Linked DNA regions of Homo sapiens: region 2 is linked to region 1. The links are chromatin loops, found by intact Hi-C in ENCODE. Cell type or tissue: PC-3. All regions are shown on one strand. Links, peaks and the distances in the headings refer to the core of each region. The heading gives the core; the rest is flanking DNA. Region 1 has its middle 24 kb from the start of RASL11B. Region 2 has its middle 15 kb from the start of LINC01618.

Region 1 (12,066 bases), core at 2,249-10,248:
CTCACTCCCTATATGATCTCATATTTTTGAGTGACATCTTTTCACTTAGGACTTCCACATTTTTATTAAAGTATCTACTTGGCATTTTCTCTTGGATGTCCAATGGACATCTCGAACTCAGCATGTCTAAAACTACTTCTAATCAATCCCTTGAAGATAGCTCAGTTCCAGCTTTCCCATCTCAGTAGATGAAAACTGTCTTCTTAGACGTCAGGTCCGAAAACTTGGAACCATTCTCGACTTTTCTCTTTCTTTCAAACCCGACATTCAGACTCTCAAAAAAACTCTTCTTGGCTCACCTATCAAAATATTTCCAGAATTTGATCACCCTTCACCACCACTACCTTGGTCCAAGTGCTAACTTCTCTCACTTGGATTATTTCAATAACCTTATAATTGGCCTCCCACTTCCACTCTTGGCCTCTTTGGTCTACTGTCAACATGGGAGCCAAGAATAAACCTGCTAGATAAAAGTGCAATCATGTCAACCCTCTGCTCAGAATCTTCCAGTGGCTTCTTAACTCTCAGAAGGAATGTACAGTCCAGGTTCTGATTTACAAGTGTCATATGCTTTTCTTGCCTTCTTCTTCATTACATTGCACACTGCGTCTTCTTTGCCTGTCTCTCATTCCTCCACTCCAGCCTCCTTGCTTTTTCTTTAGCATGCCAAGACCACTGCCACATCAGAGACTTTGCACCTGCCATTCCTGCCTACGGACAACCCCCACCTCTCAACACACAACTTCTCCCCATTGGCCACACAATGGGTGCTCTCACTTCCTTTAGGCATTTCTTGAAGCCACCTTCTCAGTGAGGTCCCCTGTCCATCCGATGTAAAATGTTACCTCCTACTGGTATGTTGTAACCCCTCCTCCTGAGGTAGACATGGCAGTTGCTCCATCCAGAATCTTTTCCTCCCAGTGCACCCACCCTGAGCTGCTGTGAAGATCAGCTGCCAAAGACTCCCAGATGTCCTGCTTCCCTGGAGAATTTCACTCAACTAACAGGTACTGCCTTGATGGGAAATCACATTCCCTTCTGCACCCACGCTAGGGCAGCCTGCAGCCAGTGATGGAAAGATACCGGAACACAAAAGGCCGCTTCCTTCACCTTAAGGGGAAGGGGGAGAATTCTGCAGTGTTATGTGAATATTCCAGAGTCCCTGTGGATCAGACCTAAGACCACATCTTGTTTGGCTTTTTTCCCATTCACTCCTTGATTCCTTCCTTCACTCTTTTTCATCTGAGAGCTCTCCCTCAAAACTAAATCAGGGCTGGGTATGGTGATTCATGCCTGTAACCCCAGCACTTTGGGAGGCTGAGACAGGCAGATCACCTGAGGTCAGGAGTTTGAAACCAGCCTGGCAAACATGGTGAAACCCCGTCTCTACTAAAAATACAAAAAAAAAAAAATTAGCCTGGCATGGTGGCAGGCGCCTCTAGTCCCAGCTACTTGGGAGGCTGAGGCAGGAGAATCACCTGAATCCAGAGGCGGGGGTTGCAGTGAGCTGAGATTGTGCCATAGCACTCCAGCCTGGGCGACAAGAGTGAAACTCTGTCTCAAAAAACAAAAACAAAAACAAGAACAAAACAAACAAACAAACACCCTAAAAACTAAATCAGCTGCCCTGAATCCCTGTCTCAGGCTCTGTTTCTAAGACATTTCTGTTATTCTTTTCTTCTTAGTGATCACCTAACAAACTATATATTTAACTTTATCCATCTCTATCACTGCAATGCCACTCTGTGAGGACAGTCACTTTGCTTTGTTCACTGACGCATCCTCAGTACCTAGCACAGTACCTGGTACATAGTAGATGCTCAGTAAATATATGTGGAAAGAAGGAATGAGTCCTTATATCCCTGTGAATCTTGGAACTTACAAAAATCCTGCTCTTGTTAATCAGGCGGGGGGCCTGGACTCTTAATTCTGTTGCCCACACACTCTTCCCACTTTCTCATGCATTTTCTCTGGCCTATTAAGGTGGCTTTGGATTGCAGTGGTCTACTCTGCCCTATCTTGGGTGACTTCCCAGTAACCTATATCACTTGCTTGTTTGTCCAAAGGCACCTGTCAGCTCCTCTTTGGACTACTTTCCTCATTCAATCTGCCCATCCACTCCCAGTAAAATAACAAGGTAAGCAAGAGAAATCTATTCATCAGCATCCAGGTGTGGTATGAAAACTAGGTAGATGAGGAAAGGTAAGAGGTAGAAGACAGCCAGTGGCTGTTCTTCACAGTTGGAGTGAGAGATCAGAATGTGTGATAGAGATGGGAATGACCACAGACAAGGGGAGAAGCTCCCTTTTTGGTGTGGGGGTGGATTGGGTATAACCCTGCTAAAGCAAGCTGAGAGCCACTGCCTGACTCATGTTAAAAGTGAATTTTGGCATAATTACAAGAGGATATCTTAGCACTGTGCTCCAGCCAAGCTGTGCTGCTATTACCTAGGAGTGATTAAAGGTCTAGAGACGTGAAATCAGGCAATCCAGGCGGGGCTCAAATCTTGGAGGTTCTGCACTCTTGACTAGTCAGCGACCTCAGTGCTTCCCTGGGCTGTTCTGGTGAGTAGTATTCATTGGTTTCAATAACAGCAAATGCTTCCTGCTGCTCTTTATGTGATAGGCCATATTCTGAGTGCTTGCTAAGTACTAACTTATTGATCCTTCTGATAACCCTGTGAGCCACATACCCGTATGTCTTATTATTATACACACTTGTCAAAGAGGAAGCAATGGAAGTACAGAGAGCTCAAGCAACTTGTCCAAGACTGCAGTCAGTGGTGGAACTGGGATTTGAACCCAGTTTTCTCACTCCACTGCTTGTGCTTAACTGAAGCAAAAGGAAATGCATTGAAGGATATTCGGTGCTTGCAGAATTAATGGGAAGCCAGTGTCAGGCCTCTGAGCCCAAGCTAAGCCATCATATCCCCTGTGACCTGCACGTACACATCCAGGTGGCTGGTTCCTGCCTTAACTGATGACATTCCATCACAAAAGAAATGAAAATGGCCTGTTCCTGCCTTAACTGATGGCATTATCTTGTGAAATTCCTTCTCCTGGCTCATCCTGTCTCAAAAGCTCCCCTGCTGAGCACCCCACTCCTGCCTGCCAGAGAACAACCCTCCTTTTTCCTTTACCTACCCAAATCCTATAAAACGGCCCCACCCCTATCTCCCTTCACTTTTCGGACTCAGCCCACCTGCACCCAGGTGAAATAAACAGCTTTATTGCTCGCACAAAGCCTGTTTGGTGGTCTCTTCACACGGACGCGAGTGAAAGCCAGGAGGACCAGCTCCAAAATAGGCAGGTGTGAAGGTATTCTAGAGAACTAGGAGGCAAGATCAATAAGGAAAAGTCTTTAACAGAAAAAGTCTCATCAGGATGAATAAGCCCCAGCCATTCTTACTCTGCTGAAATTCTAACAGGAAAGGGTGGGCTTGGTCTAGCTCAGGTCATGCACCTCCTCTTTGGATCAAATGAAGAAAATAACTCCTTTAATGGGTACAAAAAATAGTTAGAATGAATGAATAAGGCCTAGTATTTGATAGCACAACAGGGTGACTATAGACAATGATAATTTAATTTTACATTTAAAAATAACTAAGAGAGGCTGGGCATAGTGGCTCAAGCCTATAATCCTAGCACTTTGGGAGGCCGAGGTGGGCAGATCACCTGATGTCAGGAGTTCAAGACCAGCCTGGCCAACATATTGAAATCCTGTCTCTACTCAAAATATAAAAATTAGCTGGCTGTGGTGGCACGTGCTTGTAATCCCAGCTACCCAGGAGGCTGAGGCAGCAGAATCGCTGGAACCCGAGAGGCAGAGGCTGGAGTGAGCCAAGATCACGCCACTGCACTCCAGCCTGGGTGACAAAGTAGGATTCCATCTCAATAAAATAAAATAAAATAAAATAAATAAAATAAAATAAAATAAAATAAAATAAAATAAAATAAAATAAAATAAAATAAATAAAATAAAATAAAATACTAAAATAATATAATTGGATTGCATTCAAAGGATAAATCCTTGAGGGGATGGATACCCCATTCTCCATGATTATTTCACATTGCATGCCTGTTTCAAAACATCTCATGTACCCCACAAATACATACACCTACTCTGTACCCACAAAAATTAAAAATAAAAATTATATATATGAAAAGAAAATAACACCATATTTTTTAATCTGTTGCTACATAACAAATTACTCCAAAACTCGGCAACCTAAGAAAACAACAAACACTTATTATCTCACACAGTTTGTGTGTGGGAATGCAGGAGTGGCTTTGCCAGGGAATTTTGGATTGGGGGCCCTCATGAGGTGGTAGTCAAACTGTCAGTGGGTGGCTGCAGCCATCTGAGAGCTGGACTGGGGGCAGAAGTTCTGCTTCATAGGTGTCTCCCTCACATGGCTAGCAAGCTGGCGCTGGCTGTTGGCAGGAGGCCTCAGTTTCTCAGCGCTTGGGCCTCTCTGTGGGACTTCTTGAGTTCCCCATAACACAGCAGCTAGTTCCCAGGGTGAGTGATCCAAAAGAGCAAGGTGGATGCAACCTTGTCTTTTATGACATATACCACTCTTTCTACAATCTCTTTTTGATTACACAGATCAGCCCCATTCATTGTGGGTGGGGACTGTCAAGAGCGTGAATATCAGAAAGTGAAGTTCAGTGGCCATCTTAGAAACCAGTTACTACTTTCCTCAAAAAGAATCCAGAGCATGGTTAGGAATGGGGAGCAGATGTTACAAAACCAAAACAAAATCACACACAGACACACACATGCACGCACGCGCGTGCGCACATACACACACACACAGAGATATCTTCTAGTTTCCTGCAAGTGAAATGGGAAAATAATAGTATCTACTTTACATGGTTGTCCAGAGAATTGGTGGATTAGCTGGCTACATGGCACATTGTCAGCAATAAACAGATGTTAGTTATTATTGTTGTGGTTGTTCGTTAGGGTCATCAACTTGTTAGTCACCTTCTGGTTTAATAAAACTCTTTCCGTCAAGTTTCAATGGTGCTTTTGCCCTAACTGGCATTTGCTTTATTCACTTCTCACTGATTTCTGATCACACAGCTCTCAGCATCCACTGCAACTGTGGTTTCTAGGTCATTCCATTCCTTGCACAACCTTTGCTCCTCTTTTCCTGAAATGTATAAGCTCCTCCATGCTGCCTTTTCTTTTCTCAATTTGAATATTTATCTCTACACAATTTCTCATCTTATCCTTCATTCTTTCTTCCTGTGACCAAATGGCTTAAATTCTCACCTGGAAATTCTATCTGTGCCCCAGTGTTAACAGGTCTTAAAAAGGAAAAACTCTAAAATTCTTCACTGCCATTTTAAGCAGATATAGAATGTGGGCTTACCCATGCAAAGAGTAATACTTTTTACTATAATCTCTAACATTAAAGCATCATTTTACAGTTTATAAAATGTGATAGTTATTGAGTAGTATTAAGTACCAGTAACTCCTGGTAATGGAGTTACATCTATTTACATTCTAAGATCTTTTGCTGAAGTTGAATGCAGTTGAGCTCTCAGGAGTGCCATCCCAGGGGCTGGGTGATCTAGTCCTTTCAGAGCTTGTGGTGAGTCTAAGTGCTACTTCCACTATATCTAAAATCCCACAAGCCTACTCTAAGAATCAATTGTTTGCAAGATGGACAGTACACAACAATTCATTCACTCAGTTATTTGTAACCAACATTGTAAATGAAGCCACCAAGGACCTCTTACTGTGCTAGATGCTGGGGATATAACAAGGAATAAAGCTGACTCCATCCCTGTCCTCATGGAGCTGAGTTTGCAGGGCTAGGGCAAGGGGAAGAAGACATTCAACTAATAATGGCACAAATATTTTGTTTTGCGGTTTAGTTCTGGTTGTTGCAGAGGGAAAAGCAGCAGATGCTGGGAGAGTATTCTACAGAATCTCCAACTCACTTACTCTGTCTCACTTGCCCCAACTTGCCCATGCCCTGGCTGTTTCCCAGGCTCCATGACAGCGCAATTCCTGCTTGGTTCAGCCAGGCAGAGGCACTGACTGGAGGCAGTCTGACTGGAGACTGGAGGACAGGGCAGAAGGAGAAAAGCCAAGATGCTTCTGTTCCCTTTTCTTACTTGTGTTGGATGGTGTCCTCCCCATTGCTCCCCAGCAGCCCCAGCTGCTGGTGAGGTGGCTGTCCTTTGGTTGTGGTTTCTTTCTGGGACTCCTGCCTTGGCTCTGATTACACCATCTCCTCGCTTTGTCCCTTAAGCTGTGGGGTAGCCGCAGCTTCCTTCTGTTGCCTATTTCAGGTGGTCTCATCATCCCATTTGGCTGCTTGTCTCTTCCCTCACCAGTGTGACAAATTCCCTTGAATCAATTCCCTGTTTTAAATACAGAGTGGTTTCTGTTTTCCTAGTGGGACTAGACTGATATAATTGCTCTCTGTATTTTTTAACCCCAATGACTGCATTCGCTGCAATGTCTGTTCCTGTCGTGGAGCTGGGCTGTGGCTTTCTCACAGACATTGCCTGTCTTAGGTCATGGCAAAAGAATGTGGCCCAGGGCTGCAGGCAGTAATGGCTAATAGCACTGAGCAGAAAGAACTCAGGTGGGATCGGAGCAGCACTAGTTTTATTAATTTTTCCACCTTTGAGATGAGAAACCTATCCTAAAACCTCAAGTCTCCTGATTCTCAGCCCATTTCCTTTTGGAACCCACCCATTACCTCCACAGTCCCACCCATTGCCCGAGCCCATGGGATCATTCCACACCTACTCCCAGTTTCATCTGGCTTCATGGCCACCATGCAGAAATTATTTGTCTGCCCACCCCGTAACTTCCACCCTGAAAGTACTGAGGTTTCTGAAGTGCCCTGGGGCAGGTGAGAAGGGGTGGGGGCAGAGGTGAGGGGACAAAAGATGGGCTGTTATTTAAGCAGAACAGAGGTCTCAAGTCCAGGGGATCAGCTAGCAGCATGATCAGAAAGCAAATTGGGACTGGAGATCAAAGGGCGTGAAGCAGGGGCAGGAGTGGAGAGACATGTCTGGAGCTGTGTCCTCCAGCTGCGGTTCTCCTCTGTCTTCAAGCCCAAACCCTCCCAGGCAACTGCCCATTGTGCCAAGCAGTGGCAGCAGGTTTCAATCTAGTAATCTCTTTTCTTGGTCTGGAATTGCTTCTGGAGCCCAAGGGAGGATAAGGACCAGTCAGCATTTTCTACCAGATACAAATGTTTCTCTCATTTACCTCTTTGTGCAGAAAGCCTGACCTCCTCAGAAATGTCAGCCAGAAAAATCCACACTCTTCATAATCCTACAATTTCCCACTAATCAGATGTCTAGACAAGAACGGTCTCTGCCCCCTTTCCTGTTTGCAAATCTGCCTCGACAAGTTGTATCCTCCTGACAATACCGTTAAAATGTTCTTTATTTGCTCCGTGGGCCTTCTGAGACTTGGTTGCTGGAAATGCTATCAGTTCCTGGACCAATGCAATTCTCTTGAAATCGCGCTTTGATATTCCTCTGGTTAAATTTCATTCTCATGAGAGGAGCTCTGTTAACAAGGCAATTAGTACAGCTTTGAATATAAGTAGAGTACTGTGGTGTTTGCTGCCAGATGGCCCATGAGCCAAACTTGATTCAGGGTTACCGTGACTTTGGAGAGAAAGCTATTCTCACTGTAGCTTGAACTCATTTAGAGAACACAACGTGCTTCTTTAATTTGGTAAGAAAACTGTGGTGACCGGTTTCAATTTCTATCCATCCATTAGAGATCTGGAGAAGCTATCATTTGATTTCTCCTCCTTGGTATGCTACCCATATCTAACAAGGATAGCAAAATCACATAATGGAGGCTTAAAGCTAATTTATATAGAGTACATTGTTTAAAACTTAGCAATAAGATAATGAGGATCAAAGGCTGTCGGAGAATGAAATTCCCAGCTTCTTCATCAAGTAGCTGGGGAACAGGGCACTGGGTTAAGGGATGGACCACCCTCACCTTCCCACAAAATCCCACCCAAACCACTTCTTACTTGGCATCACTGGGGACCACACTGGCAATCACTGAGCCAGGGATGGTGCCACCCTCAGGGTCGAGGGTGGCTGCAAGTACTCCCTTCCACATTGAGAAAAAATAGTGACTTCATTCTTTAAAAGCAGTACATGCATATGGTATTGGATTTTTGGAACCTCTCTACTTCGGTTCAGATGCTAGAAGTATAAGCTCTGCACCTCAGTTTTCTCATCTACAGAATGGTCATCCTAATAGTTCCTACCTCTTAGGTGTGTTGAGGATTAAATGAGTCTATAAATGTGAAGTTATTAATGTGAAGCAATACCGGGTATGTAATATGTGCTAAACCAGTGTTAGCTATAATAAAGATATTTTTTAAGTTTTAAAATTCAAACATTATAAATGGGTATCCAGTGAAAAGTAAATGTTCTTTTTACCTCTGATCTACAGGCCCCTCATTTTCCTCCCCAAAAACAACCACTGTCACCAGTTTATTATGTATCACTCTAGAGATATTCAAAGTATATTTATTTATAGATATAGCTACTGAAATAGATAAACAAATGGAGAAAAAAGATAGATACAGATAACTCCCAATTTAAAACAACAACAGTAAATATTATACCCTGGCCTGCATTTTAAAAAATTTACATTGAAAAAAATGTGCTGTAAATAAAACATATTTACAATAAAAAGATTGTTCCTTATCAGTCCCTACAGATTCAGCCAATCTTCTCACCAGCTGTACAACACCCCCTTCATCTGGATGTGCACGTGGAGTGATTCATTTAGCCAGACCCCTGCCGATGGGCAATTAGGGGGTTTTTCACTCCCTTTCCTTTGATCACTCTGGCCCTTCCCCCTTCCTTTCCTTCATTGCAGCTAAGTGGGAGAGGCCTTCATGAGTCTCTTCATGAGGGCGTTGATACAGATCCTCGTGTCTTCTAAAATGATCAGGGCCAAAGTTATTTACAGAAGTGACCGGGCAGCTTCTAGCAGAGGGTTCAATTTCCAGCCTACTGCCCGTACTATCCATAAGAGAGGAATTCAGAGCACCTGGGTCTTGCCAGACTTACAAAAGTTTATCAAGTTTTAAAATGTCTTTAAAATATCTTCAGATTATTTTTCAGAAGCCATGTCACGAAGATATAGAATCGATGTGTATATAATTGTAAATTACATACAGATTATAATCTGCAGGTGTATTTGCATACCGACCTTGTTTTTCCAGTCTTTGGGAAGTCAAAGAACAAGTCATTATACTTGCACAGCCACTTATCTCAGTTTTTGATTTTTTTAAGTTGCTTTAAAAGAGCACTTAATTTTAGTACTGCAATAATGATGGCTCTGGAAAATAGTCTCCCTCCACACCCAACAGGCTTTGAAATACAGGAATTTCAGGTATAAATAACAATTGGCATGTTACAGTATTGTCCAAAGATTCAATAACAAGTCATGAAAAAAAAATGTTATGTCTCGATTTCTTTCTAGAACAGGAAACATCTTTTTTTTTTTTCTGAAAGCTAAGCCCTGAAGCAAAATTTTGAATGTTGGTAAATTTGTCTGAAATAATCAAAAGGTCATCTGGGAGGTAGCTCTGTAACAATCAAAGGTCAAGGTTTTTGGCCAGATGGGTCTGCATCTGAACCCCAGCTGGCTGGGCTGCTCCATCATTTTTTATGTGGAACCTGGGCTATGGGAGCCCCAGAAACCTCAGCGACCTCATTTTTGAAATGGGACTAAGGTCTACCATGAAGATCAAGTGAGGACTGAAAAGCACTGTGAATGGGCCTGGCCCGTAACAACATCCTGTGTTCATCACTCAAAGTACCTGACGTTACTCTGTTTCTAAGCCCTTGGAAGCACGTGGATGAGAGAAAAGAGACTGGCTGCCTTGCTTGTTTCCTTTTTAATTCTGTCTTAGTAGAATGGGAGTGAGGGAGCCAGTCCCCGACCTCACAAAGGGCCAGTGTCTGTGGGCTCGGTGATGTCTGGCAGGCCCATTAGTCTGAAATGGGACCCTGCCAAGTTTTCATATGGTTTTCATATCACCAGGCTTGTTTTGACTTCTGCGAGCTTTCTTGCCACAATCCCTCTAGAAGCAAGGAAGTGCAGGTGATATGAAGCAAGGCTGCCTGCGCAGAGGCAACCAACGGTACAAAGACAGAAACACCTCCAGGGCCTTGCGGAATCCCTGAGAACTGTCTTCCCCAGTGACTGTCTTCCCCACTGACTGTCTCCTCACTCCCCTTCCAAGTCTCCCAGCCTCTGGCATGCGTCGGCCTCTGAAGGACTCTGTCCGGTCTGCTCTTTCTTCCCAGAGGAGGATGGGCAGTAGAATTGGCAGACGAACAAAAGCCATTAGCAGCGTCTGGTCTGGCGGAGGCACAGCATTTGGGGCAGTCCTGGGCTCCACCGGTCCGACGTGGGCTGGGCTGTCCATCAGCTGCCTTTTGACAATTGCACCCCAGGTCCCTTCCAGCTTGGGCAACTGGTTGTCCAGAAATAAAGTTGGGTTAAATTAGGCTCTTCCTAGGTGCTATGTAAATGGAGTGGGCTCTTGATGTCGCTTGTGGGTCCTTTGTGGCAACAATAATAATGATAATAACTAATTCACAAATATTTATTGAGCTCCAACTATATGCCTGGCATTGTACAAGTCCTGAACAAAACAAATAAAAACAGCCAAGGCTTGCTGTATTGACACTGTTGCAAAGAACTTTTCAGGTATTATTTTAATTAATCTGCTCATTATCCTTGTGAAATGGGTATTGCAATTACTCTTCTTCTTCAGATGAGGAAACTGAGTCTCAGAAAGATTAAGCAACTTGCCCCAAATAACATCACTAGAAAGGGGGCCACAGGTAAGGTGGTGGGCAGGAAAATGAAGCCAGGACCCTGACAACATTGTGCAGCTTTTGTGACTGTCTACCAGGGGCAGCCTGCAGCCTGAGAGTGCTCCTCTAAGACTTCGGTTCCAAGCTGCTGCATCTAACCTTAACTGATGCACTGTAAAGACCTTTCCAGCTGGGAAATCCTGACTCTGTAAACACAATGTCCTGCTTGCCTCTCAGCCCTTTGTGCTCTAACCTTTACAGCTTTCACTTCCGCCTCAAACTGGGGGCTTTCTCCAGGCTAAACAAAGGAGAGGGGTTCTCAGCCCCAGAGCAGGAGAGCCAGGCTTCCCTGCTCTTGCGACCACTAACTACTAAGTCTTCCTCTTGTTTTGAGACTAAGCTGCCATTCCCACCACACCCCCTCCTTCCAACCCTCCTCCCCCAAGGCCCTGTCTTGCTTCTCTGTCTGCTGCTGAGTTCCTCTTGAACATGGCTCCAGCTTGGAGTTTGCTAATAGGGATAGGAGGGAAGGAGAGAGGTTTGGAAACTCTGGGGGATCCTATTGTCTGCTACATGGAGAAAAGCTTCCAATGAATGGCTCAAACCGGTCAGTTTTGTGGGAGATGGGAGGATAACACTTTTGCGTTTTCAGGCCTTAGGTCTGTTATCTAAATTCAAGGAAGTGGGAGAGCATAATCTCTTTGACCTTCATTTTCTACTCCAGACACTGCATCTTTATCATAATCCAGATGTGACTAAAGCTGCATCTCCTCCTTAATCTCAGTTTCAAACATCCCTCATGCCCCACATCTTCTACTCCCCTAGCTGGCTTCCTCTAGTTGCTCAACAGAAACCATTCTTTGGCCCTAGTGGGTAGAAGGTCCCATTAAGTTTACTGCCCTCATCTCCCTCCTTTCCTCATTTCTCCAGCTGAGTGTCCACTATCCATGTCTAGAGTCACTTCTTTGCAAAGACCCTCAGCCTCTTTACCTCTCTCTCTTCGTTTATTATCCTGGCAGAACACAATCTAGTCAAATCCTATTCTGTGCCTGCATGCAGGCCAAATGACAAGACCTGAGAAAAATACTCAGCCATGCTGGCTAGTCTCATTTTATGTTCCTGACCACCAATCTCAAGTCGGTCTTGAGTTTGCCCAATAATCCTACCATGTATCCCTCGTTTATTTACGTCCTTCTACCCCACCCTGTGACTGTTTCAC
Region 2 (12,066 bases), core at 1,712-9,711, 63 kb before region 1:
TACATATGGCTAGCCAGTTTTCCCAGCACCATTTATTAAATAGGGAATCCTTTCCCCATTGCTTGTTTTTGTCAGGTTTGTCAAAGTTCAGATGGTCGTCCATGTGTGGTATTATTTGTGAGGGCTCTGTTCTGTTCCATTGGTCTATATCTCTGTTTTGGTACCAGTACCATGCTGTTTTGGTTACTGTAGCCTTGTAGTATAGTTTGAAGTCAGATAGCGTGATGCCTCCAGCTTTGTTCTTTTTGCTTAGGATTGTCTTGGCAATGCAGGCTCTTTTTTGGTTCCATATGAACTTTAAAGTAGTTTTTTCCAATTCTGTGAAGAAAGTCATTGGTAGCTTGATGGGGATGACATTGAATCTATAGATTATCTTGGGCAGTATGGCCATTTTCACATTATCAATTCTTCCTATCCATGATCATGGAATGTTCTTCCCTTTGTGTCCTCTTTTATTTCCTTGAGCAGTGGTTTGTAGTTCTCCTTGAAGAGGTCCTTCACGTCCCTTGTAAGTTGGATTCCTAGGTATTTTATTCTCTTTGAAGCAATTGTGAATGGGAGTTCACTCATGATTTGGCTCTCTGTCTGTTATTGGTGTATAGGAATGCTTGTAATTTTTGCACATTGATTTTGTATCTTGAGAATCTGCTGAAGTTGCTTATCAGCTTAAGGAGATTTTGGGCTGAGATGATGGGGTTTTCTAAATATACAATCATATCATTTGCAAACAGGGACAATTTGACTTCCTCTTTTCCTAACTGAATACCCTTTATTTCTTTCTCCTGCCTGATTGCCCTGGGCAGAACTTCCAACACTATATTGAATAGGAGTGGTGAGAGAGGACACCCCTGTCTTGTGCCAGTTTTCAAAGGAAATGATTCCAGTTTTTGCCCATTCAGTATGATATTGGCTGTCGGTTTGTCATAAATAGCTCTTATTATTTTGAGATATGTCCCATCAGTATCTAGTTTATTGAGAGATTTTAGCATGAAGCGGTGTTGAATTTTGTCAAAGGCCTTTTCTGCATCTATTGACACAATCATGTGGTTTTTGTCTTTGGTTCTGTTTATATGATGGATTACATATGTTGAACCAGCCTTGCATCCCAGGGATAAAGCCAACCTGATCGTGGTGGATAAGCTTTTTGATGTGCTGCTGGATTCAGTTTGCCAGTATTTTATTGAGGATTTCGGCATCAAAGTTCATCAGGGATACTGGTCTAAAATTCTCTTTTGTGTGTGTGTGTGTCTCTGCCAGGCTTTGGTATCAGGATGATGCTGGCCTCACAAAATGAGTTAGGGAGGATTCCTTCTTTTTCTATTGATTGGAATAGTTTCAGAAAGAATGCTACCAGCTCCTCTTTGTACCTCTGGTAGAATTTGGCTGTGAATCCATCTGGCCTGGACTTTTTTTGGTTGGTAGGCTATTAATTATTGTCTCAATTTCAGAGCCTGTTATTGGTCTATTGAGAGAGTCAACTTCTTCCTGGTTTAGTCTTGGGAGGGTGTTATATGTCCAAGAATTTTTCCATTTCTTCTAGATTTTCTAGTTTATTTGCATAGAAGTGTTTATAGTATTCTCTGATGGTAGTTTGTATTTCTGTGGGATCGGTGGTGATATCCCCTTTAACATTTTTTATTGCATCTATTTGATTCTTCTCTGTTTTCTTCTTTATTAGTCTTGCTAGAGGTCTATCAATTTTATTGATCTTTTCAAATAACCAGCTCCTGGATTCACTGATTTCTTTGAAAGGTTTTTTTGTGTCTCTATCTCCTTCCATTCTGCTCTGATCTTAGTTATTTCTTGCCTTCTGCTAGCTTTTGAAGGTGTTTGCTCTTGCTTCTCTAGTTCTTTTAACTGTGATGTTAGGGTGTCAATTTTAGATCTTTCCTGCTTTCTCTTGTGGGCGTTTAGTGCTATAAATTTCCCTCTACACACTGTTTTAAATGTGTCCCAGAGATTCTGGTATGTTGTTTCTTTGTTCTCATTGGTTTCAAAGAACATCTTTATTTCTGCTTTCATTTTGTTATGTACCCAGTAGTTATTCAGGAGCAGGTTGTTCAGTTTCCATGTGGTTGAGTGGTTTTGAGTGAGTTTCTTAATCCTGAGTTCTAGTTTGATTGCACTGTGGTCTCAGAGACAGTTTGTTATAATTTCTGTTCTTTTACATTTGCTGAGGAGAGCTTTACTTTCAACTATGTTGTCAATTTTGGAATAAGTGTGATGTGGTGCTGAAAAGAATGTATATTCTGTTGATTTGGGGTAGAGAGTTCTGTAGATTTCTATTGGGTCTGCTTGGTGCAGAGCTGAGTTCAATTCCTAGGTATCCTTCTTAACTTTCTGTCTCGTTGACCTGTCTAATGTTGACAGTGGGGTGTTAAAGTCTCCCATTATTATTGTGTGGGAGTCTAAGTCTCTTTGTAGGTCTCTAAGGACTTGCTTTATGAATCTGGGTGCTCCTATGTTGGGTGCATATATATGTAGGATAATTAGCTCTTCTTGTTGAATTGATCCCTTTACCATTATGTAATGGCCTTCTTTGTCTCTTTTGATCTTTGTTGGTTTAACGTCTGTTTTATCAGAGACTAGGATTGCAACCCCTGCTTTTTCCTTGTTTTCTATTTGCTTGGTAGATCTTCCTCCATCCCTTTATTTTGAGCCTATGTGTGTCTCTGCATGTGAGATGGGTCTCCTGAATAGAGCACACTGATGAGTCTTGACTCTTTATCCAATTTGCCAGTCTGTGTCTTTTAATTGGAGCATTTAGCCCATTTACATTTAAGGTTAATATTCATATGTGAATTTGATCCTGTCATTATGATGTTAGCTGGTTGTTTTGCTTGTTAGTTGATGCAGTTTCTTCCTAGCATTGATGGTCTTTACAATTTGGCATGTTTTTGCAGTGGCTGGTACCAGTTGTTCCTTTCCATGTTTAGTGCTTCTGTCAGGAGCTCTTGTAAGGCAGGCCTGGTGGTAACAAAATCTCTCAGCATTTGATTGTCTGTAAAGTATTTTATTTCTCCTTCACTTATGAAGCTTAGTTTGGCTGGATATGAAATTCTGGGTTGAAAATTCTTTTCTTTAAGAATGTTGAATATTGGCCCCCACTCTCTTCTGGCTTGTACTTTCTGCCGAGAGATCCACTTTTAGTCTGGTGGGTTTCCCTTTGTGGGTAACCTGATCGTTCTCTCTGGCTGCCCTTAACATTTTTCCCTTCATTTCAACTTTGGTTTATCTGACAATTATGTGTCTTGGAGTTGCTCTTCTTGAAGTGTATCTGTGTGGCATTCTTTGTATTTCCTGAATTTGAATGTTGGCCTGCCTTGCTAGATTGGGGAAATTCTCCTGGATAATATCCTGCAAAGTGTTTTCCAACTTGGTTCCATTCTCCCCGTCACTTTCAGGTACACCAATCAGACATAGATTTGGTCTTTTCACATAGTCCCATATTTCTTGGAGGCTTTGTTCATTTCTTTTTACTCTTTTTTCTCTAAACTTCTCTTCTCGTTTCATTTCATTCATTTGACCTTCAATCACTATACCCTTTCTTCCACTTGATCGAATCAGCTACTGAAGCTCCTGCGTGCATCACGTAGTTCTCGTGCCATGGTTTTCAGCCCCTTCCAGTCATTTAAGGTCTTCTCTATACAGTTTATTCTAGTTAGCAATTCATCTAATCTTTTTTCAAGGTTTTTAGCTTGTTTGCGATGGGTTCGAACATCCTCCTTTAGCTCGGAGAAGTTTATTATTACCGATTGTCTGAAGCCTTCTTCTCTCAACTCTTCAAATTCATTCTCCGTCCAGCTTTGTTCCGTTGCTGGCGAGGGGCTCCATTCCTTTGGAGGAGAAGAGGAGCTCTGATTTTTAGAATTTTCAGCTTTTCTGCTCTGGTTTCTCCCCATCTTTGTGGTTTTATCTAAGTTTGGTCTTTGATGGTGGTGACGTACAGATGGGGTTTTCGTGTGCATGTCCTTTCTGTTTGTTAGTTTTCCTTCTAACAGTCAGGACCCTCAGCTGCAGGTCTGTTGGAGTTTGCTGGAGGTCCACTCCAGACCCTGTTTGCCTGGGCATCACCAGTAGAGGCTGCAGAACAGCAAATATTGCAGAACGGCAAATGTTGCTGCCTGATCCTTCCTCTGGAAGCTTCGTCTCAGAGGGGCACCCAGCTGTATGAGGTGTCAGTCGGCCCCTACTGGGAGGTGTCTCCCAGTTAGGCTACTCGGGGGTCAGGGACCCACTTGAGGAGGTAGTCTGTCCATTCTCAGATCTCAAACTCCATGCTGGAAGAACCACTTCTCTCTTCAAAGCTGTCAGACAGGGACGTTTAAGTCTGCAGAAGTTTTTGCTGCCTTTTGTTCAGCTATGCCCTGTCCCCAGAGGTGGAGTCTATAGAGGCAGGCACGCCTCCTTGAGCTGTGGTGGGCTCCACCCAGTTTGAGCTTCCCGGCCGCTTTGTTTACCTACTCAAGCCACAGCAATGGTGGACGCCCCTCCCCCAGCCTCACTGCCACCTTGCAGTTCCATCTCAGACTGCTGTGCTAGCAGCGAGCGAGGCTCCATGGGCCTGGGACCCTCCAAGCCAGGCACAGGATATAATCTCCTGGTGTGCTGTTTGCTAAGACCATTGGAAAAGTGCAGTATTAGGGTGGGAGTGTCCCTATTTTCCAGGTACCATCTGTCACAGCTTCCCTTGGCTAGGAAAGGGAATTCCCCGACCCCTTGGGCTTCCCAGGTGAGGTGATGCCCCACCCTGCTTCAGCTCACACTCAGTGGGCTGCACCCACTGTCCGACAAGCCCCAGTGAGATGAACCCCCTACCTCAGTTGGAAATGCAGAAATCACCTGTCTTCTGCGTCACTCACGCTGGGAGCTGCAGACTGGAGGTGTTCCTATTTGGCCATCTTGGAACCTCCCTTAATGTCAGTTTTTTTCTCTTGTCTGATCGTTCTAGCTAGAAATTTCAGTATTATGTTGAATAACAGTGGTGAAAGTGGGCATCCTTGTTGTGTTCCAGATCTTAGAGGAAAGACTTTCAGATTTTCCCCATTCAGCATGATACTAGCTGTGAGTCTGTCATGTATGGCTTTTATTATGTTGAAATATGTTTCTTCTATACCCACCAGCTGAGATTTTTTAAATGTCTTTAATATTTATTGGTTCTGATGGATTTTTGTTTGTTTATTTATTTTTTGCTGTCTAACATCTAAACTACCTTCCTGTTTGAAGAATTTTCTGTTGCATTAGTTAGTCTTGGCCAAAGGCAGTGCCTGTCTTCCATTATAATAGCTGAAATGATCAAACATATGCGTTCCTCTACCTACTAACATCTAGGATCTGGGAAAATGCTATGTGTTCAGTGAAGGAGGGCCTCTTGCCTAGTATTTTAAACCTAGAGCAAATTAGCAAAGAATCAAGGAAGTATAGAGTTTTGTTTTGTTTTTCTATATGTGGCAATGGTCCAAGAAATAGCATCAAGTGTCTAGGGACTGCAATGTCTAGTTATATGATATCCTCTCCAGTTATAGCATCATTTTGTCTTTAGAGTTTTAAAAAACTCATTGCTAAATTCAATGAGCTAAATCTTTTATAGGTGACCCTTGAATAAAATGAGTTTGAACTACCTGGGTACAGTTTTTTCAACCAAACTTGTATTGAAAATACATTATTTGGCTGGGCGCAGTGGCTCACGCCTGTAATCCCAGCACTTTAGGAGGCCAAGGTAGGTGGATCACTTGAGGTCAGGAGTTCGAGACCAGCCTGGCCAACATGGTGAAACCTGTCTCTACTAAAAATGCAAAAATTAGCTGGGTGTGGTGGCAGGCGCCTGTAATCCCAGCTACTCAGGAGGCTCAGATAGGAGAATTGCTTGAACCCAGGAGATGGAGGTTGCAGTGAGCTGAGATTGTGCCACTGCACTCCAGCCTGCACAGAGCGAGACCGGTCTCAAAAACAAAAACAAACAAAAAAGGAAATACATTATTTGTGGGATGTGTAACCTGTGTATATGGAGAACATTTTCTTATATGTGAGTTCAGCAGAGCCCACTGCTGGACCTGAGTATGCAAGAATTTGAGTATATGCAGGAGGTCCTGGAACCAATCCCCACGTATTGGGGTAACTGTATTTTGGCTATTTGCATATATATGCATAAGTGAGATTGGCTGGTAACTCTTTTCTTGCCCTGTGGCTTTTTTCAGTTTTTATAACTGAAATTTCAGTTTTTGTAACTGATTTTGTAAAGTAAGCCAAAATCATTTTCTGTTGCTTGAGCAAAGGAACCCTGGCTGACAAAGTGTTCTCTTCAGATCTTGTTTTTCATGTAATTTGGTAATTCATAATTTTCTATTTGTTTCAAGTAGAATCAAGATTCTGTTTTTTTTTTTAATCTGTAATCTTGACTAGAGGTCACTTGTTTGATTTTGCATGTGTGTGTGTGTGTGTGTTTGTGTGTGTTGCCAATACACTAAGTTCCTAACTTTGTTTTCATTTTTTGGAATTAATTTGTTATAAAAATGTATTCTTGACTTATTCCTGAAGAGCAGATAGATATTCATAGGTGGTTAGCATCATCTCTAGTGGCTTCCAGCTGTCCCATAATTACTCTCTGGGCAAAGATCCTCATCTCAGTGCAGAGAAAGTACCCATGCCCTAGGAGAGTGCCTCTGCGCAGCATCTTCATTAATTCAGAGAGGACTGTGGAGATCTCCTCTGGGAGAAGACTGGGGGTTTCTGTATGGACAAATGTCCCTAATTACCATATGACTCAGGAGAGATTGTCACAGACAGAATTTCACAAAATGGGATTGTTCCCACCCATTCCCTGTTTCCTTCTCCTGCCCTTGTCTTGCCTTTGTCTGGCCACCTTCTCCCCGTTCCCAACTCCAAGTCCTGTCTTGGCTTGCTGATTTTTGGGAATTTGGGATCCAAAGTAGAGAGAATGATGCCCAGGCCAAGACCTAGCTACTTAGGAGACTGAAGCAGGAGGATCCCTTGAGCCCAGGAGTTCAAGTCCAGCCTGGGCAACATGGTAGGACCCATCTCAGAAACAGAGAAAGAGAGAGAAAGGGAGAGAGAGAGAGAAAGGGAGAGAGAGAGAAAGAGAGAGAGAGAGAGAAGAAAGAGAGAACAAGAGAATGGGTATGAATGACAGAGTAAAAAAGAAGGTAGGAAAGAGAAAATAAGGCTTCTGAGAAAGGGAGGAGCATCAGGACTTAGAATAGGACCACCAGGTTCTAAGGCAGTGTTAGAATGCAAGCAATAGGAGCCCTGCTGAGATGATGGGGAATTATTGCTGTGGGATATTAATTGGATTTCTTTACTGTTCTTCCAAAATACAATCAATGACTATAATTACCTTTTAATGACCTGATTTCTTGACTTTTTTCCTTAAATATGCTTAATGTTTAATTCAGCAATATGAGCCCCAGGTTCATTTTTAAGGAGCTGAGCATAGATTGGCTTCTCCTTGGTTGGCACTTTTCATCTTTCATTTGTGCTAGACTTTACAGTGAGGCTCAAGAACTCCATGTACTATGCATTGAGTATTGTTGAAAAAATCTTCTTGTTGTTATTGTTATTGAGATAGGGTCTTGCTTTGTTCCCTAGGCTGGAGTGCAATGGTAAGATCACAGGTCACTGCAGCCTCAACTTCCTGCGCTCAAGCAATCCTCCCACCTTGCTCTCCCAAAGTGCTAGGATTACAGGCATGAGCCACCATGCCAGGCTGTTCAGTAATTCTTGAAATATATTTTATCAGAGGTCATGGAGATCTTCAGAACTTGTATTTCATTGTGGCATTGTTTCCTAACTACCCCCAATATCCTTTTCCCCTTTCTTCCTTACTAATAAAATTCCCAATGTTTAGGTTGTATCAGTGATGCAGAATAAGGATTACATTTTCTAGCTTCCCTTACAGCTAGGTGTAGGCACATGAGTAAGTTTCAGCAATGGGATCTACGTGGAAGTTGTATGTGGTCCTTCCAGGAAATGTCTTTCAAAGGAGTATCCACCCTTCTTTAGGTCTTCCCATCTTTCTGTTGGTTGAAATGTAGGCATAGTGTTTGGAGCTGAGCAGCAAACTTGGACCACAGAGTAAAGAGCCAAATTTTGAGGATGGTGGAAGAACAAAACACAAGAATTCTGAATACTTAATAATTGTGGAGTCACCCTATCAGCTGGGCCTGTTTTCCTATGGCCTTTTTACATGTATAAGAAAAGAAATTTTTGTCTTTTAAACCACTGTTTCTTGGGTCTTCTGTTATATGCAGCCAAATCTAGCTCTAAATTATATATATCAGGTATGCAACCATATATTTTTTGATATGACAAAAAAGCACACTTCATTTCTGTTTGTTTGTTATGTATATTGCCTAGTCCTTGGAAATCCCAAAGAATGTGGCATCACAGTTGCAGACTGAATAACTGGAGAACTATTTAAGAGTATAAATGCAGCCTAACCAACATGGAGAAACCCCGTCTCTACTAAAAATACAAAAAATTAGCCAGGCATGGTGGTGCATGCTTGTAATCTCAGCTACTCAGGAGGCTGAGGCAGGAGAATTGCTTGAACCTGGGAGGCAGAGGTTGCGATAAGCCGAGATTGCCCCATTGCACTCCAGCCCGGGCAAAAAGAGTGAAACTCCGTCTCAAAAAAAAGAAAAAAGAAAAAAAAAGAGTATAAGTGGCAAAGTATGCAAGATGATTATTGTTAACACTGATGGGGGCCTAACCAACAGCAGGAGCGTCCATTCTTCTGATAGAAACTTGATATTTTTCAGATATTCACCCACCCCTGTCAACACAGTGCAGGGAAAGCTGACTGTGTTAGTCTGTACTTGCATTGCTATAAAGAAATATCTGAGACTGGATAATTTATAAGAAAAGAGGTAGAGGTTAACCTGCAGAGGCTGTACAGGTAGCATAGCACTGACATCTGCTTCTGGGGGAGACCTCAGAATGCTTTTACTTATGGCAGAGGGTGAAGTGGGAGCAGGCACAACACATGGCTAGAACAGGTCAAGAGAGAGTGAGAGCAGAGGTGCCACACATTTTTTTTTGTTTTTTTGAGATGGAGTTTCGCTCTTGTTGCCCAAACTGGAGTGCAATGGCGCGATCTCGGCTCACTGCAACCTCTGCCTCCTGGGTTCAAGTGATTCTCCTGCCACAACATCCCGAGCTAACTTTTTGTATTTTTAGTAGACACAAGGTTTCACCATGTTAGCCAGGCTGGTCTCGAACTCCTGACCTCAGGTGATCCGCCCACCTTGGCCTCCCAAAGTGCTGGAATTACAGGTGTGAGCCACCACGCCTGGCCGCCACACACTTTTAATGACCAGATCTCGTGAGACTCACTATTGTGAAGACAGCACCAAGCCATGAGGGATCTGCCCCCATGACCCAAACACCTCCCACCAGGCCTCCCACCTCCAGCATTGGGGATTACAATTCAACGTGAGATCTGGGCAGGGACAAGTGTCCAAACTACGTTATTCACCTCTTCCCAGCTCTTGGGATGATCTAAGTGTTATCTCACATTTCTGGCAAGAATTTGGTACATGAATGGCTACATGACCCAAGGTGGGCTACTTAGACTCAAGAAGCAGTTTTCTGGACCTTCTAGGAAAGTTACTTCTCACTTCCTTGGAAAGTTTCTGAAAGCGACCCTTTCTCCCTTTGCTTGGCTATTGCTGTTCAGATCCAAGGCCCGACACTGCTGTAACCATCAGCACATGCTTGAAGATGATGCTGACACAGAGGACAGCAAAGCCAGTCAAGTCACAAGCACATGGAGTCATAGGCACTGGATTTAATACTTTTGAAGCAGGTTCTACTTCAGGACTTTCAGTGAGGTAAATCGATCAATTTCCAGGTAAGTGATATTGAATTGGATTCTCTACTACTTGCAGTAAAAAATATTCTAAGCTGATATGACCATATGGTGGAAACAAGCCCTCAACTTGGAGCTGAATACTTGGATTCTGCTCCCAGCCCCACCACCAAGTGGCATGTGCCCATAAGCAAGTCACTCCACCTCTCTGGGCCTTACCTTCCTTATCAGAAAAGGTGAAGCTTTGGGGCTAGATCAGTGATTCTCAATCATGGGTAGTTCTATTCCCATAAGATATTTGGAAAAATATGGGACATTTTTCATTTTGACAATAATTGTAGACACTACTGACATTTAGTGGACAGGAGACAGCAATGCAGAATTTCTTCAATGCTTGGAATGATTGCATATGATGAGAATTTCTCACACCTGACATGCCTCTTGAAACACTGCATTAGATGTTCCTTTTATCTCTTTCTTCCTTATGAATCTGGGGGGTCATTTATTAATCTCTCTTGATTTGCTCTCTTGCTTTTCTCAATCTTTTGGCCTCTATTTGGCTGTCTAAATAGAAGCTATAGAACAGGGTTTCCTAGTTGTGGTCCCTAGGATAATATGCAACAGAATTACCCTGGAGAATTGCTAAGAATTCAGATTCCTGGGCCCAATCTGAAACCTACTGAATCAGCATCAAGATCCCCAGGTTGGGGCACAGTGGGATATGCCTATAGTCCAAGCTACTTGGAAGGCTGAGTGAGGAGGATCTCTTGAGCCCAGGAGTTCAAGTCCAGCCTGGGTAATATAATGAGACCTTGTCCCTAAAAAAAACCAAAAACCAAAACAATGTCCCTAGGTTACCTTTATGCAAGCTATAATTCACTTTACATTTTGTCTACCTAGGCCACAATGCCAACACTGTAAGTTTTTTTTAAAATAAAAGTCACTTACAACATTTAAAAAAATAAAGTATTATTCATCTTGGTAGTATTCGAGTTCCTTACATAAATTATTTTACTTAGCCTCACAGCAACTTCATTTAAATAAGCTACTATCCCCATTTTACAGAAAAGAAGAACTAAAGAACTAAAATTCGTGTCTTCATTTCATAGGTTAAGGAAAGAACTGCTACATCTTTACAAGCTAGCAAATGTTAAGGGCTGGGACTTGAGCCCAGATTTGCTTCAGCCCAAAGCCTGACTCACGCCATTACACTCTGCCAGCCCATGCTGTTCCTTGTCTTTGATAGTGTCTAACAAAGACACACACTGGAGAAATGCCCCAGCTACTATTTGCAGCCACACTGTTCACACAAATGATGTACATTAAAAATATATGTGACATATGTTATTCAATATACTGTTTATGAATAAAATTCAGTTAATAAAATAACATGTACAGTATGATGCCATTTATTAGCTATATTCCAAAATGTTAACAGTAGGAGGGACTATAGAATATGTATTTTTAATGTACTGACATAACTCAAGCATGGCAGAGATGGCTGGCTGAAACTCATGTTTCCCTCTTCCTTAGTTTGGAGTTATCACTTGGACACAGATGTCCAATCAGGGACTACATTTCCCAGCCTCCTTTGCATTCAGATCAGAACATATGGCTAATTCTCACCAATGCAATGTGAGCAAAAGTGATGTATTACTTCCGGGGTGGGGCTTTTTTATGCTTCCCTCCACCCTCTGTTAGCTGGGTGCAGAGGATTCCAAGGAAACAGAAGCTATTAGACCCTCAACTTGAAAAGATCCTAGGTTCCTAAATGACAATGTGGAGGAACAGCCACTGTCTGAACTCAACTGTTCAATTACAGAACTGAACTGTTCAGTTTGGTTACCCACCTGAACTGTTACATGAGCAAGAAATAAACTGTTACCTGAACTATTACATGAGCAAGAAATAGACTGTTGTGCTATGTCATGGAAATTTGGGGGTTATTTGTTATAGCAGCTAACGTTACCCTACCTAATATGAGTAATACATACTGACAATTACACTTTTAATTTTCTTCTTTTTATACATGTGTGATTTTAAAAATAATGATAAACAACATTTTTGGGATTCAAAGTTGTAGTTACAGCAAGGAGTCTCCTTACTGGTTTTTAACTCTCAAAACTCGCATCGTTTAATGAAAACTAGAGGGATCTATGAAGGAAGGAATAAAAAAGGCTGGCAGATTGACTAGCTGCCTCTCAACATTTCTTTTTACATGAAAGCTGACCATGCATAGA

The links. Peaks named below come from ENCODE experiments on the same cell type or tissue, not always from the same donor. Only the 100,000 strongest peaks of a DNase experiment are listed, where the experiment ranks them.
Region 2: it touches region 1 in a loop (4-fold over the local background); 2 of 110 quality-filtered maps call a loop at or near these places.

Annotation. Positions count from the first base shown.
Region 1 is chr4:52,831,909-52,843,974 of GRCh38, forward strand. No RefSeq gene overlaps it. Among named protein-coding and RNA genes, the nearest start is that of RASL11B, 24 kb to the right of the region's middle. RefSeq lists enhancers at 603-1,103, 1,642-2,499, 2,500-3,356. In PC-3, for the core only: no CTCF peak of the experiment used is centred there; a DNase peak (open chromatin) is centred at 6,513; H3K4me3 peaks cover 418 bases.
Region 2 is chr4:52,769,383-52,781,448 of GRCh38, forward strand. No RefSeq gene overlaps it. Among named protein-coding and RNA genes, the nearest start is that of LINC01618, 15 kb to the right of the region's middle. In PC-3, for the core only: no CTCF peak of the experiment used is centred there; no DNase peak of the experiment used is centred there; H3K27me3 peaks cover 373 bases.